Linked DNA regions of Homo sapiens: region 1 is linked to region 2. Evidence: chromatin loops called from intact Hi-C (ENCODE). Cell type or tissue: HCT116. All regions are shown on one strand. Links, peaks and the distances in the headings refer to the core of each region. The heading gives the core; the rest is flanking DNA.

Region 1 (8,753 bases), core at 1,823-6,822, 53 kb before region 2:
GCAAGCTAATGTGACCAAATTTCATGATAGTTTATTAATAATTAATTATCCTATATTCTTAAAAAATGGACATTGAAACAAACAATAATTGAAAAAGAAAGTGTTATAAAACATTTCTCTGGTCCATGGATTTACTTATTTAACCAATATGTTTACATAGCAGTAGGTAATGTCAGGTTACTCAATATGTGGCCCATCAACCTGTGCCCATCTATGAACTGTTTTTACCAGTGGGAAATGAGAAGAGAACAGGAAGTAAGTGTTTAGATATATTTACAGGACTTTGAGAGAATAAATGTACATCTATTGACTATCATAAAGAGACATTTGGAGGCCAGGTGCAGTGGCTCACTCCTGTAATCGCAGCATTTTGGGAGGCTGAGGCAGGCGGAGTCAGGAGTTCAAGACTAGCCTGTCCAACATGGCGAAACCCCGTCTCTACTAAAAATATAAAAATTAGCCGAGTGTGGTGGTGAGTGCCTGTAATCCCAGCTACTCGGGAGACTGAGGCAGGAGAATCGCTTGAACCTGGGAGGCAGAGGTTGCAGTGAGCCGAGATCGCACCATTGCATTCCAGCCTGGGCAAAAAGAGTGAAATTCCACCTCAAAAAAAAAAAAAAAAAAAAGAAAAGAAAAGAAAAAAAAAAGAGAGAGAGACATTTGGGCTTGTATTTTGCCCCGTATTTTTATTTTAGTTTTCTAATCTTTCATTTTTATTGTGTTTTACAAACATCTCAATCTGCAACAGATTGCTTTTTTTTTTCAAAGCTGGTTCTTTTTCAAAGATGGTTTGGGAAGCACTGATTTAACTGTACTAACTACTGTGGCAAACAAAAATTGGATAAAAAATGATCCCTGCTTTCATAAAGTTTGCATATTAATAAGAAAGGCAGGTTGTGATTGTTGCATAATTGAAGTGTAAACAACATGTTCTAGACACTTAGAGGAAAAAGATGATTCTACAAGGAAAGGTAACAGAAGGCTTTGTGGAGGAGGCAATTGTTGAATGAGGTCTTATTTGATGAATGAGTAGAGTTTGGGGAGGTAAAAATAGAAGAGGATACACATTTCAGAAAGAGTGAACAATGGGAGTGAAGTCAGGGGGGAAAATGCGGCTATGTATTCGGAAGAGCATGCAACTGACCTCCTTTGGTAGGAGCAGAGGGAATGTGATAAATCTAGAAGGATAGACCCAGAGGCCCAATTGTAGAAGGCTTTTTGAATGTGAAGCTAAGAGGTGTGCACTTGCCTAAGGTCATCTCCAAACTGCTATTGAAAATTTCTGAGCAGAGAAGTGGTGGTGTTCTTACAGTTGTGCTTCTGACAGAGGAATTCGAGGGGAGAAAAACTGGAGAATTAGATGAGGAAGGATACTCCAGATTCTTCAGGTACAACCTGATAGATTCAAGTCATCTTAAGACCCTGCCAACTGAGATTTTTAAAAGTACACTTTTAACCTTTCCAAAGTAGTGATCAACAAGTGAAAATACAACAGCAATTTACCCCAGAAATCTCCTGAGTAAGTGACAGGTTGCTAACATTTATGATGCATTCGCCGTGTGCATTTTAGGTCCAGTATCTCATGTAATCATCAAAATCACTCTATTTCAGGTTCTATCATCCCCATTTTACATATGAGTAATTTGAGGCTATAAAAGTTAGGTCCCATACCCAAGGTCACTCACTAAATAATAAGAGCCTAGGGCCAGGCTCGGTGGCTCACGCCTGTAATCCCAGCACTTTGGGAGGCTGAGGTGGGTGGATCACAAGGTCAGGAGTTCAAGACTGAAGCCTGGCCAAGATGGTGAAACCCCGACTCTAGTAAAAATACAAAAATTAGCCAGGGGTGGTGGTGGGTGCCTGTAATCTCAGCTACTCGGGAGGCTGAGGCAGGAGACTCTCTTGAACCCAGGAGGTGGAGGTTGCAGTGAGTCGAGATCATGCCATTGCACCTAGCCTGAGCAACAAGAACAAGCTTCTGTCTCAAAAAAAAAAAAAAAAAAAAAGCACCTAAAATTAACCAAATCAGTCTGATGCCAAAGTCCATTTTGGCACTATTGGATGCCAAACAAAAAGTAATCACTCAAACATGTTAGGCTTTCCCTGCATAAAGGATGATTTAGAAGACAATTAAAATCCATACCAGCTATCTACTTGAACCTTATGAAGCCCATTCTTTGGGAATGTCTGGGATTTTATCTGTTTTTCCATCTGAAAGATGAGACTACAATGAACAATAGGAAGATGATTTTTCTTTAGTAAGAGCTGAGGATATTTTTATATCTATAAACTCTTGAATATTCTTGCTTCACAAAAGGACCAGCACAAGTTGCGCTAAAAAAAAAAAAAAAAAAAAAAAAAAAACTTAGCCAGGCACAGTGGCTCACGCCTATAATCCCAGCACTTTGGGAGGTCAAGGCAGGCAGATCACTAGGTCAGGAGTTCAAGACCAGCCTGGTCAACACGGTGAAACTCTGTCTCTACTAAAAACACAAAAATTAGCTGGGTTTGGTGGTGTGTGTCTATAATCCCAGCTACTCAGGAGGCTGAGGCAGGAGAATCGCTTGAACCAGGGAGGTGGAGGTTGCAGTGAGCCAAGATCACACCACTGCACTCCAGCCTGGATGACAAAGCGAGACTCCATCTCAAAAAAAAAAAAAAAAAAATCTTATCAATATAACAAAGCAAATATATGACTGCCTATCCAGAAGTACAAGTTACAATGGCAAGTCTGCACTTGAATAAATGGTGGCAATAAAAGGTGAAAAACAAACACTATAAAGTTTATTGATTTGCCTAGTTGGAAAGGAGAAGCTAATGGAACAGAAACTACTGATCATAGCACCATTATTCTCTAGAAATGTGAGCAATTTCAAAGACACTATTTTTATCTTGAAAAAGATTCTAATTTAATTGTCTTCCATACTATAAATACAATTATATATCTGTTGTTTGAGAATATTAGAAAAAAACCTTTAATTAAAACAATGCACATGATTGAGATAGAAATTCTAATAGAGGCACTTCTCTTTGAGCACGTGACTTAGGAACTTACTGACAGTTGTATCCTCCAGTGCCAGCCCCTGAGAAGCTCCGAGGAAGAGCAGTATTTAGTTTCTCGTAACTGTTTCCTAAGCGTAAATAGAAATGTCTAATTATGTTGCAGTCTCCTTCATCTACTCTCCTTGCCAATCTCTTTGGCACACAATCCCAGCCTCGATATTCTAACTAGTGTTCAGATTCCCAGGCTAGCTCACATGAGTAGCCAGATTCAAACTGTAGCAGAAATAAGATTCAAGAAAAAATAGTATAGGAAAAAGAATGGGAGACAGGACAATGTATGTTCTGGTTATCTACTGCTGTGTAATAAATCACACCTAAACATAATGCCTGAACAGCAATGGTTTGTTAGCCCATGCGTTTCTGTAGATTGACTGAGCTCAGCAGGGAGGTTATTGACTAAGGTCTCTCATGCAGTTGCAGTCAGGTAGAACTGAGGCTGAAATTATCTAGAAGTTAACTGGACTGGACATCCAGGACAGTTCCTTTACTCACCACATATGACATCTCACTTGGGATGGTTGGCAGAGCTGGTGGCTGATCAGGCATCTCTCTCTCTCCAAGAGTGCGCGCTCTCTCTCTCTCTCCCCCGCCAAGCTCTCTCTCTCTCTCTCCTTGGCTAAACTGGATTTCCTCACAGTGTGAGCCGTAGGACTTCTTACCTGTTGGCTGGCACTGCCCCCCCACCCCCCAATCCCCACCACCACCCCAGAGTGTGTGTTTTAAAAGGGCAAGGCAAAAGCTGCAAGGGTCCTTCTGATTTGGCTTGAAATCATACTGCACCACTTCTGCCACATGCTACTTGTTCCCATGGGACTGGGTCAGATTTAATATGAGAAGAAACTGCACAAGGGCATGAATTCCAGAAGGCATGGTCCAATATGGGGGTGGGAGCCAGTATCTTTGGAGACTAGCAACAGAAGGGGATAAGAAAAGGACCTTTTAGGGTTGTGATCAGTCTCAAAGGAGAAATTCAAATTTTTAGATACATTACTGGTTTAACAGGACTTAAAGCGGAACAGTACCAACTAGCTGGGATCCTATCTACCAGTTACAGTATTATTCCTAGGGGAAATTTCACTTTGAGTGAAATACATAGTGGTTTTAAAACAAAGTATTTTTAACACAACCAATTTATGAGTGTGGGATTGGGAATCTGCTGATCATAAACTTACTATCCACCAAACTAGGCATCTCTTGAAAGTAAAACCTTTCTGTTTCTCCAACATCCAGTTGTCTGTCATTCTGATTTATTTTACTTCAGAGTTATGAATGATCACTATGAATACAAAATACTTAAAAGAATATAAAAACAAAATTTTTGAACCATATGATTCTATATAACTTGAATCTCCCACTTATATCGTTGAAAGGCTTCTTAACAACATAGAAAATTCTATATTTCTATTGTCAATAATTATCAATACACACGTGGGGCTGGCATTAAATAATGACTACGGATTCCTTTCAAGGAAGTTTTTGTTTCTTTTGGAAAAGCACCTCTATATTTGTAGGTGCAACTTCGAAGTTCACAACTTCCAAGAGGAAATTTGGGATGTATTTCAAGTACCGTTTGATTTGATGTTGTCTAAAGTTATCTATGAAAAGCATTACAGATGGTTGGCACAAATCAAGGTAGATTGGGGTTTTCACACAGAAGGGAAACCAGTGAACCATAGCCTGGCATTTCTAGAAGTGCCGCTACCCCAGGAAACTCACATCTCTCCACCTCCATCGCTGTGCGGAGAAAACCCGCACCGAAGGCGGCTTCCTCTCTAAGGCGGCGACCAGGGGAGACAGCGCCCCCTGCTGACTAAAATCACGCAGGCCTCGTTGCCAAAGTGCAGCGGGCGCAGCGGGCGCAGCGGTCTCCCGGCTTCCCTCCCGGCGCCCGCAGCCTGCCTAAAGCCTTTCTGGAAACTCGTGTTTTCAGCCTCAGCCTGGCAGACTGCGGAGGGCGGGCCAGGAAGAGTCAAGGAGCCGGGGGTCTCAGACTTTGCTCACCCCTTGGAAATCACCTTCTCGACCCGCTAGCCTAGGCCGAGACACAGTCTGTATTCTGAAAGCCGCCAGTCCCACCAGGGGAGGAGAAACCCAAAACAGAAGGAGCAGGGCCCCACGGCTGGGCTCGTGACGAAGCATTTAATGACCTTTTTAAGGAAACGAGGGAGGAGGTGAGGAGGCCAACAGCCGCTTAGGAGAGCCCGAAACGAGCAGGCTGGAGGAGTTAGGTTGAAGAGAGGTGTCAAATTAATTTCCACCAATTGTGTGTGAAATCGTTGCCGAAGTCTACTTTGGGATACCCAGAGATAACTTCGTTACGGGCACCCTGCTGACTTAGGAAAATAAGCCTTACTACCCAGTCAGGCATTTAATGTGGATGTTAAATCATTTGTGATTACTAATGTCTGAGTACTTTGTCATTGCCAGGCCCTCATTTTCCATCAGAGCAGTCCTAATTGATTTAAATGGTCTGTTTCGCCTTGGTGCACGCATGATCACATCGTAAGTGGTCTTTAGGACTATTTTAATTGCCAAGGATGTTTTTCCTTAAGAAAATCTCTGCCCAGAGCAGAACAAATTATTATTGCAATCTACAAATACACAAACATTGTTTTTCTCCCCTCTCTGCATATTTTGTTACAGCAGCCTCTCTCTTGTGTTTTTTGGGGGGAGGGAGATTCCAGTCTTAATTTATGCAAAATTAATTGATATATCTTTTATAATTGATGTGCTGTAAAATTAATGAGTAATTTATGTAATTAGTCAATTAAGGATAATTCCAGCATATGTTCAATATGCCCAGAAGGTGTACTTTACAAGTAGTTATTTGTCCAGGAGTTTGATGCTGAGAAAACTACCTAATTAATTTTTTATGCATATCAGCTTAGTATCTATTTAACAGCTCCCTTTGTGATAGCAGATTTAATATTTATCTTTCTAACATGTCTGAGAGGATGTACAATGGATAGCCTCTTGGTGCCTCTAAGAAGGCCCTTCCAGTTGGATGCCTCCTCACTTTAATTATAAAAGATCTTTGCTCTGATGGATCAACAACATCCGCCCCGCCCCCCCAACTCCACCACCACCACCAGACACACACAGACATGGGCGGGCACCCACGTGCCCAAAGGTGCGGTATGTGATGTCAGGGACGTTATAAATCGCCATCATTAGAAAATGTTTATGTGGAACGAAGAGATCATCTGGACCCACCTCTTTAATATTCTTTACCCCCCTCTCCTTTCCCCGCCGATGACCCTTTAAATGTATCTTAGAGGACTTCAGGGGCTTTCGAAGCATAGTGAGCTAGATCTGTTGGCTAATTAATTGACACTGTTTTGAATATTCATATCTAATATAGCCAGTATGCTCTTAATTACATTGTTGGACTTCTCTCCAAGGAGGCTAAATCACCAAAGACTTAATTAATGTAATGTATTCCAGAACTGGCTGGCTGAAAAGGAAGACAGTTACTGTCAGGAGTTTAACCGCGACACCTGGTTGCTGATGTGCGGAGTCTTTGTTATTAGTCGTCGGAGGGAGCGCAAGAAAGTTATTTAATTTTTAATCGTTGGTTATTTATTTGGTGGTTATGGTTGTCAGTGGCCGCTACCTAAACAGACACGGCCCGTAGGAAAGCTTCTGGATGTTGGCCAAGAGGTGTGAGGCGCGGGTGGACTGTAAAGGGGAAATTGCTCTGCTAGGGTGACACAAACGCTTCCCATCTCCACGCTGATTGCGCGCCCCGGGCCACAGGCAGTGTACACAGCCGCGGTGTTCGAGACGAATCTCGCCTCGAAGAGTGGAGATTTAAAAGTCAGGTTTCTGACTCTGGGCAGCACGTAGGGTCTTTGCGGAGTGAGTTTCGGTCAGACGAGAGCCTGGGGTCAATGTCGAGGTGGAGCGACGCTGGCACGGCAACCCTGAGCCTGCGCGGCCCGGCGCTATCCCCTGGCTCTCCGCTGCTGGCTGGACCCCCTTGTATCCTCCTTCCCTCAAACTCGCACACCTACGGCTCAGACAACCCAGCCAGTCTCGCCCGCGAGCGGAGGTGCTAGAAACTTTGGGGGACGAAAGCTGGGCTGTCTTTCTTGGCCGGTGGCACTGCGAGAGAAAGCCGTGTGCACCCCGCGGCTGACCACTCCAACGCCAGATACATCCACCCGCTCATGTACCGCCGTCGGGCTTCATTTTGTCGAGCTCTTCTTAGGTACAATTAGATTTGGAGGAAGGAAAAGATGATGACTTCTAACAGCAAAAACGATAATAGCATCTTATGTATTTACAATGCTTCACACTTTACAAGGCGTTTTCTGACGCTTGGCACACAGTAGGCTCTTGATAGAGGTTTACTGGATCAAAGTATTCCAGCAGTCACTCTCAAAATCCCACGTCTCAGAATCGCACTTTTAAGGCAACAGGGTCATCGCCACTTTAGAGAAAAGGAAACTGAGGCTCAGAGAAGAGGCAGTCGCACAGCCAGTAGGTGGCGAAGCTGGAGCTCGAGTATCGTCTCCTAAATTCAAGGCCAGTGCTTTTTTTCTCCAAGAAATAAATGCCCCTGACCTCAGGCTTTTCCCTTCTGCCCTCCACCCTCGGGCATTCCGAAAAGTCAAATCGAGCTTATGCACTCAAATCCAAGTAGGGCGGAGCCAAACCTGTGTCCTGGGCGCCTGCCGGGCAAGGCGCGGGGACTGGACGGGTCGGAAACGGGGCAGGGATGCACTTCGCAGAGATGTCAGGTCGGGTTGGTGACGCTGGAGGCGACGGATTCCTAAAACGTTATAAGGGGTTGACGGGTGGCGCTGCTGCCCTGCAGCGTCCCCAGCTGCGCAGCTCCTGAGCTCCCCGCTCCGAGCGCCCAGACCCCCAGCGCCACTCCACCGTCGAGATCACAGCTTCAAACCTCAACTCCTTGGAGCCTTCGAAGGCGCAGTTCTGACTACTGAGTATTTCCTGGAAAGAAAAAGAAGCCCAAAGCGGTGAAATGATGCCTCCAGGGTCATCCAGGCCTGGACTCGAGCTGGAAGCCACGTTTCCGAGTCCTGGGGCTGGCTTTCTCCTACCCTCTTCAAATCCACTTTAGGAGTTTCGTCTGGGAAAAGTATGCGCCGAGAAGTCAGCCGAAGGTCAGGCAAGTGCCAGGCTAGCGTGACCAGGAAGGCTCCTGGGAGGACCCCAAACGTAACTAACCCAGGCAACCTTCCGCACGTCAGCTAAGTCAGTGCGTAAAGGGAGAACCCATGGAAATTGAGATGTGCGCCTAAACCTTTGCCTTTTTTCTAGCGCTGTACGTCGTCCTAGCCCTATCGGTAACTTGTGTTCCTCCTCGCCCTGGGCACAGCTGTCCGCAGAAGCCGTGGGAAGGCCTGGCCTAGATCCAGCCCAAGGAGCGCGTGAGACCCTCCAGGGGCTGGGGGCATGGAGGAGAAAGAATGAATAAATAACCGCTCCTAAAGTTCCACATCTTTTTTTACTCCCCTCCATAGAGCCAATTAAACGCAATAAAAGCTTGCATGGAACCCCTCTTCCTAGCATAGCGTCGCCAACAATTGCCTAAGGGGTAAACCAAATACGCCTGAGATAATTACACTAAGCCCGGGGCAATGATTTGCCTGCCAGCGTCCTGAGCGCCAGCCAATATTTGGATAGTGCAGTAGTTGTTTAAAAACAACAAAAAAAAATTACTC
Region 2 (8,753 bases), core at 2,157-7,156:
ATGATTCATTTTGAGTTCATTTTTGAGAAAGGTATAAAGTCTGTGCCTGGATTAATTTTTTTTTTTTTTAATTGATCATTCTTGGGTGTTTCTCGCAGAGGGGGATTTGGCAGGGTCATAGGACAATAGCGGAGGGAAGGTCAGCAGATAAACAAGTGAACAAAGGTCTCTGGTTTTCCCAGGCAGAGGACCCTGCGGCCTTCCGCAATGTTTGTGTCCCTGGGTACTTGAGATTAGGGAGTGGTGATGACTCTTAATGAGCATGCTGCCTTCAAGCATCTGTTTAACAAAGCACATCTTGTACCGCCCTTAATCCATTCAACCCTGAGTGGACACAGCACATGTTTCAGAGAGCACAGGGTTGGGGGTAAGGTCACAGATCAACAGAATCCCAAGGCAGAAGAATTTTTCTTAGTACAGAAGAAAATGAAAAGTCTCCCATGTCTACTTCTTTCTACACAGACACGGCAACCATCCAATTTCTCAATCTTTTCCCCACCTTTCCCCCATTTCTATTCCACAAAACCGCCATTGTCATCATGGCCCGTTCTCAATGAGCTGTGGGGCACACCTCCCAGACGGGGTGGTGGCCGGGCAGAGGGGCTCCTCACTTCCCAGTAGGGGCGGCCGGGCAGAGGCGCCCCTCACCTCCCGGACGGGGCGGCTGGCCGGGCGGGGGGCTGACCCCCACCTCCATCCCGGACGGGGTGGCTGCCGGGCGGAGAAGCTCCTCACTTCCCAGACGGGGTGGCTGCCGGGCGGAGGGTCTCCTCACTTCTCAGATGGGGCGGCCAGGCAGAGACGCTCCTCACCTCCCAAACGGGGTAGCGGCCGGGCAGAGGCGCTCCTCACATCCCAGACGGGGCGGCGGGGCAGAGGCACTCCCCACATCTCAGACAATGGGCGGCCGGGCAGAGACGCTCCTCACTTCCTAGATGGGATGGCGGCAGGGAAGAGGCGCTCCTCACTTCCTAGATGGGATGGCGGCCGGGCAGAGACGCTCCTCACTTTCCAGACTGGGCAGCCAGGCAGAGGGGCTCCTCACATCCCAGACGATGGGTGGCCAGGCAGAGACGCTCCTCACTTCCCAGATGGGGTGGCGGCTGGGCAGAGGCTGCAATCTCAGCACTTTGGGAGGCCAAGGCAGGCGGCTGGGAGGTGGAGGTTGTAGCGGGCCGAGATCACACCACTGCACTCCATCCTGGGCACCATTGAGCACTGAGTGAACGAGACTCCGTCTGCCATCCCGGCACCTCGGGAGGCCGAGGCTGGCGGATCACTCGCGGTTAGGAGCTGGAGACCAGCCTGGCCAACACAGCAAAACCCCGTCTCCACCAAAAAAATACGAAAACCAGTCAGGAGTGGCGGCGCGCGCCTACAATCGCAGGCACTCGGCAGGCTGAGGCAGGAGAATCAGGCAGGGAGGTTGCAGTGAGCCGAGATGGCAGCAGTACAGTCCAGCTTCGGCTCAGCATCAGAGGGAGACCGTGGAAAGAGCGGGAGAGGGAGACCGTGGGGAGAGGGAGAGGGAGAGGGAGAGTGATATTCTTTAAAAATGGTGTTGGATTAATTTTTTTAAAATTAAAAAAGGCCCAATGATATTGTTCCAGTATCATTTTGTTGAGAAGACTATCTTTTCTCTATTGCTTTGCCTTTGCTCCTTTGTGAAAGATCAGTTGACTATATTTGTGTGAGTCTATATCTGGTCTCTCTATTCTTCTCCACTGCTCTATTTGTCTGTTCTTTTACTAGTGCCACACTGTTTGATGACTGAAGCTTTATAGTAAACTTCTTTGTTTTGAGACGGAATCTCACTCTGTCGCCCAGGCTGGAGTGCAGTAGCGCTATCTCGGCTCACTGTAACCTCCAACTCCCTGGTTCAAGCGATTCTCCTGCCTCAGCCTCCTGAATAGCTGGAGTAACTGGGATTACAGGTGCGCATCACCATGCCCAGCTAATTTTTGTATTTTTAGTAGAGATGGGGTTTCATCATGTTGGTCAGGCTGATCTAGAGCTCCTGACCTCGTGATCCACCTGCCTTGGCCTCCCAAAGTGCTGGTATTACAATCATGAGCCACCGTGCCCGGCCTCTATAGTAAACTTTTTTTTTTTTTCTTGAGATCGAGTCTTGCTTTGTCACCAGGCTGGAGTGCAGTGGCGTGATCTCAGTTCACTGCAACCTCCACCTCCCGGGTTCAAGCAATTCTCCTGCCTCAGCCTCCCAAGTAGCTGGGACTACAGTCACGTGCCACCATGCCCAGCTAATTTTTGTATTTTTAGTAAAGACAAGGTTTCACCATGTTGGCCAGGATGGTCTCGATCTCTTGATCTCATGATCTGCATGCCTCAGCCTCCCAAAGTGCTGGATTACAGGCGTGTGCCACCGCGCCCAGCCTATAGTAAACTTTGAAGTTGGAAAGTATTTATCCTCTGGCTTTTTTTTAGTCTTCTGACTTTGTTCTTCTCATTCAACATTTTGTTGCCTATTCTGGATCTTCTGCATCTCGTATAACCTTTAGAATCAATCAGTTTATTAACATTCACAAAATAACTTGCTGGAATTTTGATTAAAATTGTGTTGAATCTATTGATCACATGGGGAAGAACTGACATTTTAACAATATTGAGTCTTCCTCTCCATGAGTGTGAAATATGTCTTCATTAATTTAGTTCTTTGTTTTTTTTTACTATCAGAGTTTTGTATATAGAACTTGTACATAGTTTGTTAAAGTTATATCTATGTCAACTCTTGAACAATGAGGGGATTAGGGGTGCTGACCCCGCAATGGAGTTGAAGATCCAAGTGTAACTTTTGACTCCCCAAAAACTTAACCACTAATAGCCTACAGTTGACCAGAAGCTATACTGATAACATATGCAGTAAATTAACACATATTTTGTATATATATCAAACTATGTACATGTTGTATATAGTTGACACTTGAGCAACATGGCTTTGAAGAATGTGGGTCCACTTATACAAAGATTTTTTTCTTTTCTTTTCTTGTTTTTGTTTTTTGAGATGGACTCTCGCTCTTGTAGCCCAGGCTGGAGTGCAATGGCATGATCTCAGCTCACTGTAACCTCCACTTCCCAGGCTCAAGTGATTCTCCTGCCTCAGCCTCCTGAGTAGCTGGGATTACAGGTGCCCACCACCATGCCTGGTTAATTTTTTTTTTTTTTTTTTGTATTTTTAGTAGAGACGGGGTTTCACCACGTTGGCCAGGCTGGTCTCGAACTCCTGACCTCAGGTGATCCTCCTGCCTTGGCCTCCCAAAGTGCTGGGATTACAGGATTACAGGCATGAGCCACTGCACCTGGCCTACAAAGATTTTTCTTCATAAATGTATTGGAAAATTTTTTTGAGATTTGAAACAATTTGAAAAAATTCACGGATGAACTGTGTAGCCTAGAAATAATGAAAAAAATAGGAAATAGGTTTATCATGGATGCATAAAATATATGTAGATACCAGTCTATGTTATCGTTTACTACCATGAAATAAACAAAAGCCTTTAATAAAAAGGTAAAATTTATCAAAGTTTATGCACACAAGCACTTACAGACCACACGTGGCACCATTCACAGTCAACAGAATGTAAACAAATATAAAGATGAGGTATTAAATCATAACCTTATAAAATACACTGTAGTACATACTGCACTGTAATAATTTTGTAACCACCTCCTCAAGCTATTGTGATGAGGTCAAGTATTTCGAGTATCTGCTTAAAACACCGTGTGATGCTAACTAATCATCTCCACATGAGCAGTTCATCTCTCTAGTACATTTTGCATCACCGTAAAAGTGATTTCTTGCAGATCTCACATATTTGTTCATCATGTTTAGTGCAATACTGTAAACCTTGAATAACACTATGGGAGCCACACATAGTGCCACTAGTGATGTTGGAAGTACTCCCAATAAGCAAAGAAAAGTCATGACACTGCAAGAAAATGTTCATTGCTTGATATGTACTGCAGATTGAGGTCTGCAGCTGTGGTTGCCTGCCATTTCAGACAGATGATTCATCTTGTAAATAGACCACATAGGCTGGGCGCTGTGGCTCATCCCTGTAATCTCAGCACTTCAGGAGGCTGAGGCGGGTGGATCACTTGAGGCCAAGAATTTGAGACCAGCCTGGCCAATGTGGCAAAACCCTGTCTCTAGTAAAAATACAAAAATTAGCCAGGAGTAATGGGCTACACTTGTAGTCCCAGCTACTCAGGAGACTGAGGCAGGAGAATCACTTGAACCTGGGTGGTGGAGGTTGCAGTGAGCCAAGATGGTGTCACTGCCTTCCAGCCTGGGCGACAGAGCAAGACTCTGTCTCAAAACAAACAAACAAACAAACAAAAAACCTCATAAACTTACAGTAGCTGTACAGAACTGTAAATGTATTTTCTCTTTATTAAGATTTTTCTGGGCCAGGCATGGTGGCTCATGCCTGTAATCCCAGCAGTTTGGGAGGCTGAGGCAGGCAGATCACTTGAGCCCAGGAGTTTTGCCACCAGCCTGGGCAATATAGTAAGACTCCATCTCTACAGAAAATACAAAAGTTAGCCAGGCAAGGTGGTGTGCACCTGTAGTCCCAGCTACTCGGGAGGGAGGTTGATGTGGGAGGGTCCCTTGAGCCCAAGAGTTTGAGGCTGCAGTCAATCGACATCATGCCACTGCACTCCAGCCTAAGTGAGAGTGAGTATGGACAACTATGTAGAAATACGTTTTTTTCTTAACAACATTTTCTTTTCTCTAGCTTACTTTATTGTAAGCATAGTATATAACTTATATAACATACAAAATATTTCCTGGAGCTCAGAAAACAATACCCCAAAATGAAGGTCTCAGCAGCAGCCTCAGAAGCAAAAGTTTTTCTCTGACCATCTCCTGCTCCCCTGTCTCTCAGGCCCATTCTCTCCTGAGGCTAGCCGTAGAAACTAGAATCCCTCTTCCCCGGGCAGGTCTTAGAAACCAGAACTCCTTTTCCTGAAAGCCAGCCATAAAACCTAAAAATATTCTATGTAAAAACTAGCCATAAAGAAATCACCTGAGGGACCTTGTTTGACTGGAGGTCATGAAACCCCCATTCCAGAGAGGGCCCTGCCCCATACTCAGAAGGCGGGAACTCATGCTCAGAGAGGGCAAGAAGAATCCGGGCAGACAGGCCTTGCTGTCTATTAACATTAGATCAGACCCTTTTTGTCCACTTATATTTCTACATAGCTGTCCATACTTTGTTGAACCTAAACATAAAAATGGACGATTTCCCCTGTATCTTTGGGTCTTCATTCTGAAGGCTCCTATGTACACATGTTAAATAAATGTGTATGCTGGCTGGGTGTGGTGGCTCACACCTGTAATCCCAGCACTTTGGGAGGCTGAGGCAGGCGGATCGTGAGGTCAGGAGATCGAGACCAGCCTGGCTAACATGGTGAAACCCGTCTCTACTAAAAATACAAAAAATTAGCCAGGCAAGGTGGCACACGCCTGTAGTCCCAGCTGCTTGAGAGGCTGAGGCAGGAAAATCGCTTGAACCCAGGAGGCGGAGGTTGCAGTGAACTAAGTTCGCGCCACTGCACTCCAGCCTGGGTGACAGATGAGACCCTGTCTCAAAAAAAAAAAAAAAGTGTATGTCTTTTCTCCTATTAATCAATCTGCCTCATGTCAGTGATTTTTAGCACACCTTTAGGTGTTAATTGCCTGCTTATATTATCAGTATGGCTTCCAATCAACAGTAGGCTATTTGTAGGTAAGTTTTTGGGGAGCCAAAAGTTATACTTGGATTTTCTAATGTGTGGAGGGTCATGTCCCTGAATTATTCAAGGGTCAACTGTACTGTACTCCTCCCATAAAATAAGCTAGAGAAAAGAAAATGTTATTAAAACAATCAAAAGGAAGAGAAAATATATTTACTATTTATCAAGTGGAAGTGGATCATCATGAAAGTCATCTTCATGTTCTTTATGTCAAGTAGGCTGAAGAGATAGATGAAGAGGAGGGTTTGGTGTTTCTATCTCGGGGGTATCAGAAGCAGAAGAAAATTCTCAAACAAGTAGACCTGACAAGTTCAAACCTATGCTGTTTAAGGGTCAACTTTATTTCATTTTGGGGGATGTTGATGTAAATGGTATTGTGTTTTTAATTTCAAATTCTACTTGTTCATTGCCGGTATATAGGAAAGTAATTGACTTTTGTATATTATGCTTCTATCCTGCACCCTTGCTGTAACATGTATTAGCTCTAGGAGTATTTTTGCTAATTCTTTTGGATGATCTGCCTAGACAATCATGTCATCCAAGAACAAAGATAGTTTCATTTCTTCCTTCTAATTTATATATATTTTTTTATTTCCTCTTCTTGCCTTTTGCATTAGCTGTATTTTTTTGTAGATGTTTATTATCAGATTTTTAAAAAGTCCTCTATTCCTAGTTTGCTGAGAGTTCTTATTACAAATGTGGGTTGAATTTTGTCAAATGCTTTGTCAGCATCTATTGATATAATCATGTGATTTTTCTTTTTTGCCCTGTTGATGTGATGGATTATATTAATTGATTTTCTAATGTTGAATCAGCCTTGCATACCTGAAATAAAAGTCATTTCATTGTGATGTATAATTTTTTTTACTCGTTGAATTTGATTTGCTCAATTTTTTTAGGATTTTTTTCATCTATGTTCATGAGAGATATTGGTCTGTAGCTTTCTTTTCTTGTAATTTTTTTTGTTTGGTATTAGGGTAATGATTGCCTCGTAGAATAAGTTTGAAAGTATTCCTTCTGATTCTATCTTCTGAAGGAACTTGTAGAGAATTGGCACAATTTCTTCCTTAAATATTTGAGAGAATTTACTGATAATCGATTTGGGACTGTTGATTTCTGTCTTGGAAGGTTATTAATATGATAGACATAGGTCTGATATAGTTTGGCTGTGTCCCCACCCAAATCTCATCTTGAATTGTAGCTCCCATAATTCCCACGAGTTGCTGAAGGGACCTGGTGAGAGATAATTGAATCATGGGGACAGTTTCCCCCATACTGTTCTCATGGTAGTGAATAAGTCTCATGAGATCTGATGGTTTTATAAGGGCTAACCCCTTTTGCTTGGTTCTCATCCTGTCCTGTCTGCCACCATGCAAGATGTGCCTTTCACCTTCTGCTATGATTGTGAGGCCTCCTGAGCCACGTGGAACTGCAAGCCCATTCAACCTCTTTTTCTTTATAAATTACCCAGTCTTGGATATGTCTTTATCAGCAGCATGAAAACAGACTAATACAAGGTCTTTAATAGATATTTCTTTAATAGATGTGGGTTTATTCGGATTGTTTATTCCTTCTTGTGTGAGTTTTGGCAGATTATGTCTTTCAAAAAAACTGATCATTTTACCTAGCTCATCAAATTTGTGGGCATAGAGTTGTTCATAGTATTTTTTTAATCATCCTTTAAATATCTATAGGATCTGTAGTAATATTCCTTCTTTCATTTCTGATACTAGTAATTTGCGTCTTGTCTCTATCTCTCTATTTTGTTTTTTTGTTATCCTGGCTAGAGGCTTGTCAATTTTATTGATCTCTTAATAGAAACTGGTTTTTAATTTTATTGATTTTTCTCTATCAATTTCCTGGTTTAAATTTTATTGATTTCTACCCTAATTTGTATTATTTATTTTCTTCTGCCTACTTTGAATTTAATTTGTTCTTTTTCTGGTTTCCTAAGGTGGAATCTTAGATTATTTATTTTACATCTTACTTCTTTTATTTAAAATTTTTTTTAATAAATAGAGGTGGGGTCTCACTGTGTTGCTCAGGCTAGTCTCAAACTCATCCCACCTTGGACTCCCACCTTGGCCTCCCAAAGTTCCAGGATTGCAGGTGTGGACCGCCATGACTGGCCTTCTTTTTAAATATATATATTCAACTGGGCCTAGTGGCTCATGCCTATAATCCCAGCACTTTGGGAGGCTGAGGCAGGTGGATCACCTGAGGTAAGGAGTTTGAGACCAGCCTGGCCAACACAGTGAAACCTGATCTCTACTAAAAATACAAAAATTAACCAGCTACTTGGGAGGCTGAGGCAGAAGAATTGCTTGAATCGGGGAGGCAGAGGTTGCAGTGAGCCAAAATCATGCCACTGCACTCCAGCCCGAGTGACAGAGGAGGGCTCCATCTCAAAAAATAAAATAAAATAAAATGAATATATATACTCAATGCTGTAAGTTTTCCTTTAAGCAGCATTTCACTGCATCCCACAAATTTTGTTGTTTTATTTTTATTTTCACTTAGTTAAATTTTTTAAAATTTCTCTTGAGAGTTTTTTTTTTTTTTTTTTTTTTTTTTGGAGATGGGGTTTCACTCTTGTTGCCCAGGCTGGAGTGCAATGGTGCGATCTTTGCTCACTGCAATCTCTGCCTCGCAGGTTCAAGCAATTCTCCTGCCTCAGCCTCCCGAGTAGCTGGGATTACAGGCGTGTGCCACCACACCCGGCTAATTTTTTGTATTTTTAGTAGAAACGGGGTTTCACCATGTTAGCCAGGCTGGTCTTGAACTCCTGACCTCATGTGATCCACCCGTCTTGGCCTCCCAAAGTGCAGAGATTACAGGAGTGAGCCACCGTGCCCAGCCAAGAGTTCTTCTGTGATCTTGGTTGTTTAGCAGTGTGCTGTTAATCTCCAAGTTGGAGGAATTTCCAGCTATCTTCTGTTATTAATTTCTAGTTTAATTTCACTGTAGTCTAAAAGCAGAGATTTATCATTTCTATC

What was found. Hi-C counts contacts between places; a loop is a spot of excess contacts. Peaks named below come from ENCODE experiments on the same cell type or tissue, not always from the same donor. Only the 100,000 strongest peaks of a DNase experiment are listed, where the experiment ranks them.
Region 1: a loop joins it to region 2, with 6 times the contacts of the local background. A loop is called at or near these places in 2 of 110 quality-filtered maps.

The regions. Positions count from the first base shown.
Region 1 is chr9:77,007,217-77,015,969 of GRCh38, forward strand. No RefSeq gene overlaps it. Among named protein-coding and RNA genes, the nearest start is that of FOXB2, 8.1 kb to the right of the region's middle. RefSeq lists enhancers at 4,490-4,990, 4,991-5,491, 6,973-7,486. In HCT116, for the core only: CTCF peaks have their summits at 4,873 (motif pointing left) and 5,072; a DNase peak (open chromatin) is centred at 4,865; H3K4me3 peaks cover 919 bases.
Region 2 is chr9:77,060,103-77,068,855 of GRCh38, forward strand. No RefSeq gene overlaps it. Among named protein-coding and RNA genes, the nearest start is that of FOXB2, 45 kb to the left of the region's middle. RefSeq lists a silencer at 3,918-4,118. In HCT116, for the core only: no CTCF peak of the experiment used is centred there; a DNase peak (open chromatin) is centred at 4,069.